Linked DNA regions of Homo sapiens: region 1 is linked to region 2. A link is a contact called in ENCODE Hi-C data. All regions are on one chromosome and are shown on one strand. The core of a region is the stretch at or near the end of the contact, and the rest is flanking DNA. Distances in the headings are between cores, read along the strand shown.

Region 1 (3,248 bases), core at 733-3,232, 280 kb before region 2:
GTTTCCCCATCTGCAGACAGGGCAATCCCAGTGCTTTCTTGGCCTGGGCATAGGACTCATTCCCTTGTTTCTATGACCTTACCAGAGAGACCTCCCTGTCCACCCTATTTAAATTGCACCCACCTTTCCTTCTGGCATTCTCTCTCTTTTTTATATAGTTATATATATCATATTTTTAATGTTTTTTGTATATAAACGTTTTTGAGACAGGTCTTGCTCTGCCACACAGGCTGGAGTCCAGTGGTGTGATCACAGTTCACTACAGCCACAACCTCCCTGGCTCAAGCAATCTTTCCAAGGCAGCCTCCTAAGTAGGAGGGACTATAGGTGTATCCTACCATGTCCAGCTAATTTTTTTAAATTTTTTGTAGAGATGGGGTCTTGCTGTGTTGCCCAGGCTGGTTTCGAACTCCTGGGTTCAAGCGATCCTCCTGCTTCAACCTCCCAAAGTGCTGGGATTATAGATGTGAGCCTCCCTCTGGCCTTCTCTATCCTTATCCTGCTTCATTTTTTCTCCATAGGGCTTATCATCACTTACATTGTATATACTTAGTTGTTTATCATCTCTCTCTCATCAGAATTTGACATCATAAGTACAGAAACTTTATTTTGTTTTGTTTGCTGCTATCTCCCTGGAGGCCAGGAGAGTTTCTGTCATGTAGTAGGTAGGCAATAAAGTAAGTTAGTTGTTGAGTGAACCATGAGATTGTTGTGGAAAAGATGAGAATATGTGTAAAATGTTCCACATGGTACATGGCACAAAGGCCCTTGGCACAAATTAGTTATTTTTGTTATTGTCATCACTTTTCCACAGAGACTCTTAAGAATGATGACTATGATCTCATCCAGTTCTTCATGGCTTAGTGGATCTCTTTAATCCACTCCCTAAGTTACAACAGAGATTCCCACAACAGCAAAAGGAAGTAGGTGTAGCATTCTACAACTCTGGAGTCAGCACATGGGATAAGAAAAAAATCACATATATTATGAATTGTCATTGAAGATTATTTAGGAAGACATTACATCAAAGATCAATGTGCCATTTTTCTCTAAACCTAACCCAAACAGGTTTTCTTCCTGCTTCACAATAGATTTAGTGATTATTTGGTTGAATACCCAATGGAGTATTTGACTTGTGTTCGAGACTATGCTGTACCAAAAATAGTAATAAATAATTAAAGCACTATAATACTAATAGTAATATGTTTAAACACCAGAGTGTTTTTCAAGGGGGTGAGATGCTCATACAGTAGGTGCCAAGACCAAATGTGAGGGGTGAAGAATCATGTGTCTTCTAAGTCACTCTGGCTAAGTCACTCCATAGATGTGAAGATGGGCCAGAATTATCATCACTGCTTCATTTATGTGTTTATTCTGTCTTGGTCTTGGGCTCTCTCTCTTCCCCTTTCCACTCCACCTACTCCTCCTCTTTCTGCCAGGCATTCAGTTGAAATAGTCTGAGTTAAATATGTGCATTTATAGACTCAGAAGCAGTGTCATATAAGACTGTTATGCTCAGATCATTTTCTAGTTGGAAGGAGCTTTAGAAGACATCAGACCATTTTATTTTACACAAGATCCACAAGAAAAGTAGAAATAATTTGTCTGAGTCACACAATGAGATGTCCAGTGCTAGAAGTCAGCTCCGTGGCTCCCTAATCTCAGGAATTTTCTCCACCTTTCTCAGCTGCCTTCTAATGTGTCCCATGTAACACTGTCATTCCCCTTTCACTCTTTCCCCTTTCCAAACCATTCACCAAAAGGAGTGCTATGGCCTTTAGTTCCTCTCCTCCTTTGCTCAGGACCCAAGCATCCTCCAATGAAGGCAGCATCCTCTGCTTCTCCCTGTAACTTCTTCAGGCTCTTCCCCCTTCCTCACTGCCTCAGGAATCAGTTGGATTTCTACACAGCCTCCTGAAACTGACTCACTGCTCTGTAATTGGGCCAGTGCCTGCCTTCTGCATCCTTTGGCAGCTGCTGTCATTCTTAGTGGGAGACATCATTCATGATGCCCCTGGCACATCATGACAAAACTCCAATGAGTCTACTATTTTCTTTTTGAGTCATGTTGAGCAGGGGCAACTTCCTCACACAAAGATCAGGAAACACATCCAGACAGACAGCACAAATGGATAGTGCAGAGGACTTAGAGACTCCAACCATATAAACAAATCTGCATTTCTAAAATAATAAGCATTCACATATAATGCCAGATTATTGTTGTAGATTAGATTGTGGCGAGGGATGAACTCACATTACATGTATGGCCTGAGGGGGGTTTTGATGAGGTGAGACATTTCACAGAACAATAGTTTGTTGCTAGAGAGCCAACAGAGTTCTAGAAAATGTTTGACCACTTATGAATTGGATCCTTCTTTAGTGTTTTGATTGGAGCCATTAGGCTGGTTTCTCAATGATTCAAGCACAAATCCACCACCACCACCCTCAGTCTACCTCACCCCCATCTCTCCTCTTATTCATTCCCCCTACAGATCCCCAGCACACACACACTTCTTTTTCAAAATTTTGCCAACAAATATATGCATCTAATTTCCTCCCACTCCAGATGTGGGCTTTTACATATTCTCAAGGGCTACAACCATGGAGAAAATTATAGAAACTAAAGACAGGGTACCTTGAAGGAAAAGCTAAATTGGAACAATGCTGTCCATGGACCTCCCCATGGTCATTTGATGGTCTGAGCTTTAATTACCAGTGTCCTCTGTCCTAGAGTTCTCTTTCCTTTTGATTCCTATTAGTGATCATAAGCCTCTCCACATGTTGTTCCATTAGATGCTTTCCCTGCCATTCACCATAATATTAATTCAGGTAGGGAGAGGGGAGAGAAGGAAAGGAAAAATCTGTATAAAATTTCTATCTGCTTTGGGAGGCCGAGGCGGGTGGATCATGAGGTCAGGAGATCAAGACCATCCTGGCTAACAAGGTGAAACCCCGTCTCTACTAAAATTACAAAAAATTAGCCGGGCGCGGTGGCGGGCGCCTGTAGTCCCAGCTACTCGGGAGGCTGAGGCAGGAGAATGGCGTGAACCCGGGAAGCGGAGCTTGCAGTGAGCCGAGATCGCGCCACTGCAGTCCGCAGTCCGGCCTGGGCGACAGAGCGAGACTCCGTCTCAAAAAAAAAAAAAAAAAAAAAATTTCTATCTGCACAACTCTTCCTTCAACCTTTTGGCTGCTGCCTGAGGTAACAACTCTAATAGGCTTTGAAGTTGAAAGTGGATTTGAGTATA
Region 2 (3,136 bases), core at 263-2,762:
TTTGTTTGAGGGCCTCTCCTCCTCCACCCCCAACCTCCAGTGTACGACAGATGAATCAGTCATGGTAGAAGAAACAAATGGCTTTCTGTTGTTACTGCTTCTTTAAAGATAATCCGTTGTTTTCAAAACATTTGCAACGATTGCTTTCAAGGAAAGGGTGGCTGGAGGCCTCAGCCCCTGATTTCCCCAGGTGGAAACATTTGCAGTGGGTTTTCAGGGAAGTCACAGAGAAGAGCCGCCCGCCCGTGCCAGGATTCAAGGCAGGAAGTTGTCTGTTTGGTATTTACTCAGGCGTCTTTGGGCAAGAATTGATTATTCAATCAGAGTTGAAAGTTACTGCTAGGAGTTGCTTAGGCAGTAAGAGAAGAGGCTGTTTTCCTTGGAAAGGCCTAAAAGCCTGAATCTCCAATTTAAAATTAAATTTTGCTGTGACTTTCCTGCAGGATCTCAGGTGAGAGATACTTCTTGCCCTCCAAGACTGAAAGCCTAGTTTGTCAGTACGTTAGTTGAGTACTGAGGGAACGCCCCTTTGAGCCATAGCACTGGGAGATCCAGAAGGGACATGAGCCACCATCTCTTTCAATGACCTTGTTTTTATAGAAGAGGAAACTGAGCCAGGGGAGATGAAATGATCAGCCTAGTGCCCACATGTTGGAGAAATTACAGGACAAACAGACAGAGGTCCAATTTCTGCACCTAAAGGGCTGAGACCGCATGGGTCTGCGTCCTCCTGGGTCCGCCCTTTCCTGTGCCTGTTGCATGGTAGATGCTTAGTGAGCGTGTTGCCCTGAGACCATCCCATCTCCAGATGGCTGGTTTCCAATGTGATTATGAGGGCAAAGTCACTTCCTCACGGGGGGCTTGGAAAGTAAAAAAGGAAAAGTCAAAACACATAAGAAATGGAAATAACAGAGTAAGCCTGTGTGTTTTAAAAACTACTATTTATATCTTGCCTCCTTCCACAAAGGATTTAAGGCAGCTTAGGAGAGTTAAACACCAACACCAGAGCCCTCACTACACAGTAAGTAACTAATTGCCACGTGAGGCTTACAGATAAATGCTGAGAGCCTGGGTGGGGGAAATTGTCTTTGCTGCTGCAGAGACGTTTTAGGCCTGTCTGGATAAACCATAGGCATAATATATAAATAGAACCTCAAAGGGACACTAGGGGCTCTGTTGCCAGAGGTTTATTTTTCTTTTTTGGTTTTTGTATGAGAGGGCCTTGGTTATGGCTAGGGAAGTGGACAGGGGAGAGAAAAAATATTTATTTTCCAATGTATCAATTTTGTGTGCCATACCCTGCCTTTTCACATATCTCTTTCAGAAAGTTCTCCACGTTTACATTTCTGGAGAAGTTAAAATGAAAGACCCTGTTTACATTTATAGTTAAAATTAAAAACAGGATTTACCTGGGAGCTAATACCCTCCAGTGACTTAAGGTTGGAAATTAAGGCTTCCTGGCTTATCTTTCTTAAGGATAGAAAACTGTTCACTCCTAAATCGCCCCCTAGTGGTCCCTTAAGTCACTGATAGTCTCCTGCCCGAGGAGCTGCACGGCAGGTCCCAGTTGGAGGCACCATCATCTGTTGCATTGCTCCAAGGTGAAATTGGCCATCACGATGACAGAATTCTGCAAGGAGAAACTTCGGTTGACTTTTCTTCTTTCACTCCCAGGGTTTTCCTTTATGTCTTCACTGCTGTTTCCAGATTTCTGAAGAACAGTGCAGGACTGAGTTTATGCACGAAGCTCTGAGGACCAAAGGTGGAGGGAGGTCTTCCTTGAAAATTACTTTGCTGAGGCCTTGCTCCTTGTTCAAGGCAACACTATGGGAGGGGTTGTATGGTGGTGGCTGCTGCTCAGCAAGGGTGTCCAGCATGTGCCGGGGAAGAGAGGTTTTTTGAAGTACATTTCTAGTCGATAGCCAAGCCTATTGTGAAGAGTGGGAACAGGGCTGGTAATAGCTGCATCTCTTTTTTTTTTGAGACCGTCTCAGTCACCCAGGCTGGAGTGCAATGGCACAATCTCGGCTCATTGCAACCTTCACCTCCTGAGTTCAAGCCATTCTCATGTGCCTCAGCCTCCCAAGTAGCTGGGTTTACAGGCACGTGCCACCATGCCTGGCTAATTTTTGTATTTTTAGTAGAAACGGGGTTTTACCATGTTGGCCAGGCTGGTCTGGAACTCCTGGCCTCAAATGATCGCCCACCTCGTCCTCCCAAAGTGCTGGGATTACAGGCGTGAGCCACTGCGCCCGGCCAGCTGCATCTCAGAATTTTTGTTAGCGAGTCTGACTTACAATTGCCAATACCTGAGAGTTCCTTTAGTATGCAGTTTTAGATCTCCACTAAGGCTTCATTTAAATACATCTTTTCTTTGCCAAGTGTTCAGCTGCCAGTAGTGATTTCTCATATGGCTGATTCTAATTAGACCTGACATTGTCAAACTCCATAACTTCTCCAAGTTACAGAAGTGATACAGTTTCATTTCTAAAAGCACTGGAAAGCTCAGAGTGAGAAGTAACCTGTCATCTCACAATACAGAAAAATACCTATGCCTTACGTGTGCTTCATGAGGGGGTGGTAGAAAATGAGAATGAAATGGCCGGGCACGGTGGCTCACGCCTGTAATCCCAGCACTTTGGGAGGCCAAGGCGGGCGGATCACCTGAGGTCAGGAGTTGAGACCAGCCTGGCCAACATGGTGAAACCCCATCTCTACTAAAAATACAAAAATTATCCAGGCATATGGTGGCAGGTGCCTGTAATCCCAGCTACTCGGGAGGCTGAGGGAGGAGAATCACTTGAACTCGGGAAGCAGAGGTTGCTGTGAACTGAGATCTCACCATTGCACTCCAGCTTGGGGGACAAGAGCGAGACTTCGTCTCAAAAAAAAAAATGAGAATGAAATCTATGCTTATATGTGTGCATAAATGTTTTTAAAAAGAGATCATTTTCTGAGTGTATTGTTGCCTACTTTTACTTTGCAGTGTTCCACAAACAATATTTTGTCATTAGGTAGTTTTTCAGCCTCAGGGCTTTTAATGGCTATGTAGTATTCAACCTATGCCTGTGCTGGCTGTGATGCAATTTACCTCACCTATTACTATGGTTATTTTTACCATTAAAAACAATGCTGG

What was found. A loop is a pair of places that touch in the nucleus more often than their neighbours do. Pooled maps may share reads with other maps.
Region 1: a loop to region 2 is called in a map of ascending aorta, with 3 times the contacts of the local background. The contact joins two enhancer-like sites. A Hi-C loop is called at or near these places in 5 of 168 maps with a recorded cell type or tissue (IMR-90, adrenal gland, ascending aorta and 2 more) and 9 of 50 pooled maps.

What each region holds. Positions count from the first base shown.
Region 1 is chr3:73,785,410-73,788,657 of GRCh38, reverse strand. No RefSeq gene overlaps it. Among named protein-coding and RNA genes, the nearest start is that of LINC02005, 22 kb to the left of the region's middle. Within about 2 kb of position 1,982, at least 3 of the 41 ENCODE cell types and tissues checked have a DNase peak (open chromatin) inside an H3K27ac peak, as active enhancers do.
Region 2 is chr3:73,506,934-73,510,069 of GRCh38, reverse strand. The region is part of intron 3 of PDZRN3 (PDZ domain containing ring finger 3); the gene reads left to right. Among named protein-coding and RNA genes, the nearest start is that of PDZRN3-AS1, 120 kb to the left of the region's middle. Within about 2 kb of position 1,512, at least 4 of the 41 ENCODE cell types and tissues checked have a DNase peak (open chromatin) inside an H3K27ac peak, as active enhancers do.